Linked DNA regions of Homo sapiens: region 1 is linked to region 2. Evidence: chromatin loops called from intact Hi-C (ENCODE). Cell type or tissue: heart left ventricle. All regions are shown on one strand. Links, peaks and the distances in the headings refer to the core of each region. The heading gives the core; the rest is flanking DNA.

Region 1 (5,382 bases), core at 80-5,079, 140 kb after region 2:
CAGGCATACTTGTGAGGGGCGCAAATAAGAAAACATTTAAAATATTTGATCTATTTTGGGTGAGGTTCTGTAGCTTTGGCCTAGCCGACTGTCATCTGAGAGGCAAGAAGCTAGAGATTTCTCTTGGGGGATAGACTATTTTTAAGATCGGAAAAATATTTTTAAAGAGATTGCTGCGTCTGGCGATAACTGGGGAGAAATGGCTGTTTGGACTAAGCAAACTGTGTGATATAGATGCGTCTAACCACTGATCAAGCTCTGCTGAGGTTTGATGGATTTATGTCACACACGCACACACACACACACACACACACACACACAGAGACAGAGAGAGAGAGAGTGTGTGTACACGAGGGAGAACTGAAATATCTTTGCAGCTTCGCGGTCTGGTCCCTTTCTGAACCCTCACTGGGCCTTTCAGCTTCATTTCACCTCACGCTGCTTCCTGCTCTTTCGTCTCTCTGTTGGTCCCTCCTCTCTGTCTGTAAACATGTCCAAGGGTTGGGGTGAAAATACCTTTGACTGACTCTTGTTTCTTTTAGCTCCAGTCTTCTCTTTCCTCTTAGTGTCAAATTTCTCCAAATGATTAGTTTATGAAGCAGCCCCTCCCCATTCTTTGTCCATGACCTCAGCTCTTGATCCATGGCCATTTTGTCTTCAGCCTCCCTTCCTCCCTCCCTGTCTGCCCGCCACGATCCCTAACTCCTCTTGCTTCTCTCTTCGTCTTTGGTGGCTCCTGACGCCAGTGTCTAGCCTATCGTCCTATCTCTCTGGCCTCTTGACATTTTCTTCTTGTGCTTTCTTTTCCCTAAACATGGGCATCCTCCCAGGTCCAGGCTTGATCTCTCCCCTAGAAACCAATAATACCTACTTCACAGGACAGAAGTAAGAATTAAATGAAATAAAATGCATATGAAGCTGCTTTGCGAACTAACTGCTCATCTACTTACACACAATAAACATTTATGAAGTAGCTTCTCTGTACTAAAACTTTTCTCAGTCCTGATGTATTAGGCCATTCTAGCATTGCTAAAAACACCTGAGACTGGGCAATTTATAAAGAAAAGAGGAGGCCGGGTGCGGTGGCTCATGCCTGTAATCCCAGCACTTTGGGAGGCTGAGGCAGGTGGATCACCCGAGGTCAGGAGTTCGAGACTAGCCTGGCCAACATGGTGAAACTGCATCTCTACTAAAAGTACAAGAATTAGCCGGGTGTGGTGGCCTGTAGTCCCAGCTACATGGGAGGCTGAGGCAGGAGAATCGGTTGAACCCAGGAGGCAGAGGTTGCAGTGAGCCAAGATCGTGCCACTACACTCCAGCCTGGGTGACAGAGTGAGACTCCCTCTCAAAAAAAAAAAAAAAAAAAAAAAAAAAAGAAAAGAAAAGAGGTTTAAGGGGCTCATGGTTCTGCAGGCTTTATAGGAAGCATGGTACCAGCACCTGCCCACCTTCTGGTGAAGCCTCAGGAATCTTTCAATCACGATGGAAGGCAAAGCAGGAGCAGGTGCTTCACATGGTGAAAACAGGAGCTAGCTAGAGAGAGAGAGAGAAAGAGAGAGAGAGAGAGGTGCCATACACTTTTAAACAGCCAGATATTGTGAGAACTCACTCACTATCCTGAGGACAGCACTAAGAAGATGGTGCTAAATCATTCATGAGAAATCCATCCCCATGATCCAATCACTTTTCAGGGCAGCACCAAGAAGATGGTGCTAAACCATTCATGAGAAATCCATCACCACGATCCAATCACCTTTGAGGGCAGCACCAAGAAGATGGTGCTAAACCATTCATGAGAAATCCATCCCCATGATCCGATCACCTCCTACCAGGCCCCACCTCCAATACTGCAGATTACAATTCAACATGAGATTTGGGTGGGGACAAATATTCAAACGATATCACCTGGGAATACATTGATAACTGTATGAGACACTGTACCTGCCCTTCTCATAAAAGGGGTTTGCCTTTTGCTGGCAGATGTACATGGAATCGCATAAGTGCAGTAGTGGGGCAGGTGTCCCACAAAAATTCTGTGCAGTGGGGATTATGTCAGGCAATCAAGGAGGAAGAGGTCATTCCTATCTTACTAGGGTTTTAAAAAAAACTCATTTGTTCTCATGTTGTTAACAATTAGCTCTTGTGATAACAAATAATATGCATATTTATACCCTGAACTTTTCTTTCTTTTTTTTTTTTTTCCGAGACGGAGTCTTGCTCTGTCATCCAGGCTGGAGTACAGTGGCACAATCTCAGCTCACTGCAACCTCTGCCCCCGGGCTTAAGCAATTATCCTGCTTCAGCCTCCAGAGTAACTGGGATTACAGGCGTGCACCACCACACTCGGCTAATTTTTGTATTTTTAGTAGAGACAGGGTTTCACCATGTTGGCCAGGCTGCTCTCAAACTCCTGACCTCATGATCCACCCACCTCAGCCTTCCAAAATACTGGGATCAGAGGCGTGAGCCACCGCGCCCAGCCTGAACTTTGTTTTCATTGCAAATTAATGCACTTACTCAGACACCTTCAATATCATCTTACTACCAATAAGATAAAGTTAAGGCTTGGCTGAGCATTTTAGGGGAATCAATAATCATCCCTCTGCTTGCTTTTCCTACAATTCCCTGCACAAACTTCTACTTTCTCCCTCTCTTACCTCCTTGGCACCAGCCCCACATCACGTAGTGCACCTCCTGCCTCAGTGACTTCAGTCTTGGTGCTTCTCCCGCTTCACATTTGCCCACTCTGGCTCCAGACCCACATGAAAGCTGCCTCTAAAATCCCAGCACCCAGCTCACACCCTTTCTCGGACAACTTACAATCCAAGAAGTGAGGTCAGACTCTCATTTTCTCTTTATCATTTACTGACTTGAATTCTTTGATTTGATTGTATTTAAGTATATCCATCCTGTTTCCCTAACTAGATTAACAACTAATTAATTAATAGTTGAGTGATAGCTAATGAATAACTAATTAATCAATGAATAATTGACAAATATTTCTTGAGTGCCTGTTATGTGTTACTCTATTAAGCCCTAATGCCATTGTGGTGAACAAGGCAAACACAATTTTAAAAAATCAAGTCTATATCATAAAATCATCAGTCATATATCATCCCTACCTATATTTCTCTTTTTTTCTCTTTTTCTCTACTCCCTTTCTGAGCCAGAATTTAAAAATGCAAACAAAATATGAAGGTACCTTGACAAAATTATTTATATTCAACTTGTACACAAACCCAGAACCAAATCTGAGAATGCAAGTTGGTGCCTGGGGAACGGTGAGTGTGGATTTGGGTCCAGGCCAGGAGCCCTGGAGTCTGGTTGTTTGTTGCTACCCTAATTAAGAGGTGCAGGTGTCTGGAAAGGGGAGCTAATGATACAGTCCTCCCACATGCCCAGGAATGCCAGGCATACCACACACAGAACTACCCTTGTATGGACTTTGGGGACACTTTGTTACATGTATCTTCTGGAAGGCAGAGAAGTAGTAGCCATAATAATAACAAACACCTAAGTATGGCTAAGGGCTGATTTAGAAACTAGAATGCCAATTAGCTAAGTTAAAGTGGGAAATACTTTTTTTTTTTTTTTTTTTTGAGATGGAGTCTCGCCCTGTCACCCAGGCTGGAGTGCAATGGCACGATCTCGGCTCACTGCAAACTCTGCCTCCTGGGTTCCAACAATTCTCATGCCTCAGCCTCCTGAGTAGCTGGGATTACAGGTGCCTGCCACCACATCCAGCTAATTTTTGTATTTTTAGTAGAGACGGGGTTTCACCATGTTAGCCAGGCTGGTCTCAAACTCCTGACCTCGTGATCCACCCGCCTTAGCCTCCCAAAGTGCTGGGATTACAGACGTGAGCCATTGCGCCCAGCTAGTGGGAAATATATTCTGAGAGGGAAAACTCAGGTGGCCATTTATAACAAGTCTTCTCTCCAGTGGACAGCCCCTCTCAGGACACAGAGAAAGAGGTGTTAGGGAAAGTTCTGACCGAGAACCCAAGAGGCTGGCCAGTCTGGAGAGATGGCTCCAGCAATCTGTGGTGGCTGATAAATTGCCCCTCTTTAGGGATATTTCTGTCTGAAAAACTAAGCCCCATTGCTTGAAGAACTTCTTCTCCCTAAAATAATACCAGAGGATTACTCATATGTTCTTTTTGCTCAAACTCCAAAACACTTGCCTTCTCTTTGCCTGCCATTTACACTGCCTTCTTTCAAGTAATGGAACTCATGTTTATGTATTATGCTTAGTTGAATATTTCCTGATGTTTTATAGGAATCTATCTCCTTAGAAAGACTATCTCTAAATCTCAAAATCACTTTGTTGAATAGTTAATTTCTGGGAAGTTTTTATTTAAGTAGACTATTTACAATATGTGACTCTAGATAGATAGACTGAGAGATCGATTAGATAGACAGACAGATAAATAGTTAGATTAGATAGATAAATAGATAATAGGTAGATAGAGGTATAGATAGATAGAGATATGGTCCTAGATCTAGATCTAGATCTAATTGAGCAAGTACTCATTTCTGTATCCCAGCATCTGGTATAATATCACACAAAATGTTATGGGATGAATGAATTTTAGAGCATTTTAACTTCCTGATCTCATTTCCAAATTGTGGGATTCTTCTTACTTTCAGAACCCTATATAATTTGGATCTGTGTCCTGGCTCAAATCTCATGTCCAGTTGTAATCCCCAATGTTGGAGGTGGGGCCTGGTGGGAGGTGATTGGATCATGGGTGTGGATGTCCCCCTTGGTGCTGTTCTCGTGATAGTGAGTGAGTGCTCTCGAGATCTGTTTGTTTAAAAGTGTGTGGCATCTCCCTGCTGTCTGTCTCCCTCCTCCTCCAGCCATGTAAGATGGGGTTGCTTCCCCTTTGCCTTCCACCAGGATTGTAAGTTTCCTGAAACCTCCCCAGAAGCCATGCAGATGTCAGCATCATGCTTCCTGTACAGCCAGTGAAACCGTGAGCCAATTAAACCTCTTTTCTTTATAAATTACCTAGTCTCTGGTATTTCTTTATAGTAATGTGAGAATGGACTAATACAGAACCCTTAGCTAGGAGGGCTTTTAGCAACTCTCCCAATCCAGAACTCTAACACTCCTCCCCTCCCATGGAGAAAACCCATGCTCGAGACTGCCCAAGTTCAAAGAGACCATTCTACATTATCTAGGCACTAGAGCCTAGAGCCATAGAATATATCTATTTAGGGCCAGATGCTCCCTTTACCAGGCTGGAGTGGCAAGGAGAGCTGGGACTACACTCACTTAGAAGAGAACCTGGCCATTTCTATTTTCTGCTTCCTCTTCATTTTGCTGGCTGGTGGGCTTTGGACCAGCCTTCTTCCTCAATGCAGTAATAAGGTCCAA
Region 2 (5,382 bases), core at 197-5,196:
ATCCATTTGGGGTAGGCCACAATTATGGTTTTGAAAACAATTTTTTTTTAAAGTCCAAACCAAAAAAACACAATCCTAATATTTTTTGTAAATGCATTTTTAGGAAGAATATGTTTGAAACTTAGAAATGCCATCAAGGAAATTTTACTTGCATGCTTCCAGGCAGTTGAATATATAATCAGGAAGCACCTAGTCTTACTTTTAAGAAGGGTTGGGCTTGGTTGGTCTATTCCAGTTCTAGGACCTGGGACAGACACCTGAACATAGAGTTGTAATGTGCTTTTTTTTTTTCTTTTTAACCTGGAGCAAAATAAAAGCTCTGTCCTCCCTTCTCTCTTTCTGCTTCTCCTCTGTTTACAGGGCTACTTTCTCTACTATGCTCTGATCTTAGTTCTTATCACCTTCTTCCTCTTCTCACAAGGTACCAACCAACAGTTAAACCTGGTTTTTTTATTTTCTATGATATCAGTGCAACTTCCAAGTCAAAATGAGACATCTCCCTGTTATGATCTGTGTCAGCAAGGCTGTCCCACTAATCCTATCCTGTTTCGTGGTAAGCTGTTTTCAGAGCCAACTCAGGAACTCAGGTCCATCCAAGCAAAGACAGATGGCAACTTTTTACAGAACACTTTCATCATGTATATGCGATCTAATTTGATCTTCGTAGTTATAGTATCTGTGAGACGGGCACTATTATTTCTATTTCATAGTTGAGGAAATTGGCTCAGAGGCGTTAGGTAACTTGTATTCAGAACCGGGACACCACTACAATTGTGGGCTTTTCTGACTGGTGGTGTTCTCTTCTTTCTCCAAGATGTCACAGTTCTGCTCAAATAAGGAGCTCTGAAGCCTACTAGAGAGACTTTAAGTCCTCAACTTCCCCCAGGGACCCGTAAACAAAGGGTATCAGGGCTGCTAGGAGACTATAGGAGGCCCTAGGAATCACCTCACCCTGCTGGGTTTATGCTGCTAGTGAGGAATACCTAACCTGCTCAATTTTACTGCTTGTTGAAGTTCTAGGTTTCTCATTTGTAAGGCTAAAAAAACTAAAAATCATAGCCACTGTCTATTTAAAAATGAACAGTAACATTGATAGTTTTAAATAAAGAAGAATGTACAGGTCCAGCCAATCTTACTTGGAATAAGTGAGTCAAACAGATTGTTTTACAGGATGGTGAAGCTTACTTAACAGTGATAATTTGCATTTGTGCAGGACTTACAAGGTGCCAGGCAGATGCATCTCATCTCATCCTTAGAACAACATTGAATAGACATGATTGCTCTATTTTACAATCTAGATGTGCAAACCTGGCACAGAGAAGTCAAATCACTTGCCCAGGATTATACACACAGCATTTTAGCCATCACCCGGCCAACCCCAAAGTGGGGGCTCTTTACACGACAGCAAAGCCCATTCATTTCTTTCCAGGTCTCAGTTCTCTGGCTTTGACAGGACAGGGGTTAGAACTTAAGATATAGAGAAGTCCGGCCAGGCATGGTGGCTCATGCCTGTAATCCCAGCACTTTGGGAGTCTCAGGTGGGTGGATCACCTGAGGTCAGGAGTTAGAGACCAGCCTGGCCAACATTGTGAAACCCTGTCTCTACTAACAATACAAAAATTAGCCAGGCATGGTGGTGGGTGCCTGTAATCCCAGCTACTTGGGAGGTTGAGGCAGGAGAATCACTTGAACCCAGGAAAAGGAGGTTGCAGTGAGCCAAGATCGCACCACTGCACTCCAGAATGGGAGACAAGAGCAAAACTCTGTCTCAAAAAAAAAAAAAAAAAAAAAAAAGATATAGAGAGGTCCAAAATTATGCCGAGTTTCTTTTCCTTGAATTGGCATACAAAGTCATGTGAGATTAATAACAATGGAGTTAGAGGATTGGCTAGTTATACGGAAGTCCATGTCTCCTGCTGGGGAAAGAGGTACACTCATGACTTCTTTTTAGGGCCTGTAAAGCAGTATTTAGACCCCTGGGCTAGATATTTAAGGGAAAGAGTTATAGAACTCAAAGTCTCTTGCTAGATCCTTCCTCTCCAGCCCTCCAGCCCTGCTCCTCCAGGAGGAGAAGTTTGCTCATCAAGCAGGATCTGATGTAATAACACAGCTGCTGCCAGATTCACCCACTCAAAGACTAGCGGTTAGAACTCTGAAAACACAGGGAATAACTTTCATAAATGCTAAGCTGGAGAGAGCAGGGGAGCCACCAGGAGCCAGCCTGGAGCCAAAAACCAGGCACCAGTCTTACACACGTCCAAGCAGGGAGGAAGTGGGCAAGTGAGTGAACCCCTCTGGCCTCATTTTCCTCATCTGCAAATGGAGGTAACACATTATTAGCTAACCACGGAAGTCATAGTGGAGTTGTAAGGATTAAATGAACTAATAGTTGCACGGTACTTAGAACAGTGCTTGGCATATAGTTAGTACTATATGAATGTTCACCATTTTTAAAATTTTATCATCATCATCATGATGGAAATTAAATCTGTGCTTACAGGTCTTGCAGAGCATGTTCTTGTTTCCAAACAAGAAGTGGGGAATTGGGCAGAAAAGATTTTTCTAACTTAAGGATCTTAAATGCCTTTTCATTGATGATAGTAACACCACAGAAGGCTGAGAAACGCAGAATACATGTAGAAGAAAATTCTTATCTCCTCTTTGTGTTCCCTTGTTCCTCCCTGTTGATTACTTTTCTCTTTCTTTTTTGAGGGGTGTACAAGGAGAACTGTGGCTAAAAATGTCCAACAAATAGAATGCCTTTCATCTCTTATTTTCTCTATCTCTTTCTTAATCCATGTCATTTCTCATTAAAATGTACTTGGAAATTTATCATCAGAGAGCTTTATCTTCCCATGCCAGAAAAGGCATGTGTCCTAGTGGAAGAGGATAATCCCCTTTTCTGTTCTTCTTTGGGGCTGGTTTAATACCCAGACTTCACGGAGAATTGATGGATCAGAGCTCGATGCAGGGAGATTAGTTAGCTTTCTAAGAAGCGAATACTTCCTGATCACAAAGAGGCAAAAGCTCCCTAGACCCAATGGTTTTATACAGGTTTTTTACCTGTGAGGGAAGGACCCAGCTGTCCTCCCTGCCCCAACAAACTTCAGCCAGCTGGCATTTCATTTATTGATTTTTATTATTTTTATTTTAAGACACCATCTCACTGTGTCACCCAGGCCAGAGTGCAGTGGTGAGAACAACGACCTCCCAGCTCAAGCAATCCTCCCACCGCAGCCTCTTGAGTAGCTGGGACTGCAGGTGTGTGCCACCATGCCCAGCTAATTTTTTTAGTTTTCGTAGAGACGAGATTTCACCATGTTGCCCAGGCTAGTCTCAAACTCCTGGGATCAAGCAATCCTCCCACCTCGACCTCTCAAAGTGTTGGGATTACAGGTGTGAGCCACCATGCATGGCCAGCTGGCATTTTAAATGTATTCAATAATTATCCCACTTATTGCTTTTATTTATTTATTTATTTATTTACTTATTTTGAGACGGTGTCTTGCTCTGTACCCCAGGCTGGAGTGCGATGACATGATCTTGGCTCACTGCAACCTCTGCCTCCTGGGTTAAAGTGATTCTCTTGCCTCAGCCTCCCGAGTAGCTGGGATTACAGGCATGCACCACCACATCTGGTTAATTTTTGTATTTTTAGTAGAGACGGGGTTTCGCCATGTTGACCAGGCTGGTCTCAAACTCCTGATCTCAGGTGATCCGCCTGCCTCAGACTCCCAAAGTGCTAGGATTACAGGTGTGAGGCCCCATGCCTAGCCTATCCCACTTATTGCTTATGGATTAAATTATGAAACTGCACATTACAATTTTTAAATCTTTCAGTATTTGTCATGTGTTCAGTTGTGTCCTCCAAAAAATGATATGTGGACGACCTAACTCCCAGTACCCTAGAATGTGGCCTTATTTGGAAACAGGGACTTGACCGAGCTAACTGAGTGAAGATGAAGTTATCAGGGTGGGTTCTAATCCAATATGACTGATGTCCTTATCAAAAGGGGACATTTGGCTTCAGACACAGACAGACCTGCACAGAGGGCAGACGCTAAGAAGAGACACAGGGAGACAATCTTGGCCATGTGAAGGCAGAGATTGGAGTGACGCATCTACAAGCCAAGAAATGCCAAAGCTTGCTGCCAAACCACCAGAAGTGAGGACAGAGGCATGGAACAGATTCTTCCTCACGGTTCTCAGAAGGAACCAACCCTGCTTGTGATTTATTTATTTTTAAAGATTTTATTTTTGTAGAGGAGTTTTACATTCATGGCAAAATTGAGAGGAAGATACAGAAATGTCCCATATATTCCGTCTCACACACACATAACCTCTCCCATTATAAACATCCCTCACAAGTGTAGTACATTTGTTACAACTGATGAACCTGCAGTGACACATCAGTATCACCCAAAGTCCATAGTTTACATTAGGGTTCACTCTTGCCATTGTACATTCAATGGGCTTGGACAAATGTAGTGTCATACCAACTATTTTCACTGCCCTAAAAATCCCCTGTGCTCTGCCTATTCATCCCTCTCTTCTTGCCCTAGTGCCTAGAAACCACTCATCTTTTTACTGTCTCCATAGTGTTGCCTATTTCAGAATGTCACATAGTTGGAATCCTACAGTATGCAGCCTTTTCAGACTGGCTTCTTTCACTTAGTAATATGCACTTACGTTTCCTGCATGTCTTTTCATGGCTTAAGAGCTCATTTGTTTTTGGTTCTGAGTAATATTCTATTGTCTGGGTGCACCACAGTTTATTTATCCACTCATCCACTGAAGTCATTTATCCATTCACCTATTGAAGGACAACCTGTTATTTTAAGCCACAGAGTACATGATACTTTGTTAAGGTAGCCCTAGGAAAGTAATACAGTAGTCAGTTTAAGGATTGAAGGATTCTACTTTGTTAATAATCATGTTTCCACAATTTCCAGCACCTTGTACTGTTTATTCAGGTGAGTGGTTCATTACACTGAAGCGGCAGTCCACCTGACTTTTTCAGATGCCTTCTGTTGTAGGTTGTAAATTTATTCTCTTGGATGTTCAGTTTTTCCCTTTGCTGTGTTCCTTTTGTCCTCTGGTATCTGGGGATCTTGGATGGAGATTTCCCTGTAGCTCCGAGGTGGGCTCATGAAACCTAAGCCTTCCTAGGCTCCCAGGGGTAGCTGGATCACAGAGCCACTCCATTTCCTGGGAGTAGGGGGTGGTTTACATGATCTCCCTCCCAGCCCCAAAACCTTCAGATTCAGGAAAAACAGACTCATGATACTTCCCTGGATCACACTGAATGTTTCATTAATGTCAGACATTTGAACATATATACAGGAAAGGGAAAGCAAGTAGGAAAAATATTCTCCATGGTAT

The links. A loop is a pair of places that touch in the nucleus more often than their neighbours do. Peaks named below come from ENCODE experiments on the same cell type or tissue, not always from the same donor. Only the 100,000 strongest peaks of a DNase experiment are listed, where the experiment ranks them.
Region 1: it touches region 2 in a loop (1.9-fold over the local background); 8 of 110 quality-filtered maps call a loop at or near these places.

The regions. Positions count from the first base shown.
Region 1 is chr7:134,762,135-134,767,516 of GRCh38, reverse strand. All of the region lies in intron 1 of LOC124901750 (a long non-coding RNA gene), which reads left to right. It also overlaps a transcript of CALD1 not described here. Among named protein-coding and RNA genes, the nearest start is that of CALD1, 15 kb to the left of the region's middle. In heart left ventricle, for the core only: no CTCF peak of the experiment used is centred there; no DNase peak of the experiment used is centred there; H3K4me3 peaks cover 359 bases; H3K27ac peaks cover 1,363 bases.
Region 2 is chr7:134,902,335-134,907,716 of GRCh38, reverse strand. The region is part of intron 3 of CALD1 (caldesmon 1); the gene reads right to left. Among named protein-coding and RNA genes, the nearest start is that of AGBL3, 81 kb to the left of the region's middle. In heart left ventricle, for the core only: a CTCF peak has its summit at 2,200; no DNase peak of the experiment used is centred there; H3K27ac peaks cover 3,554 bases.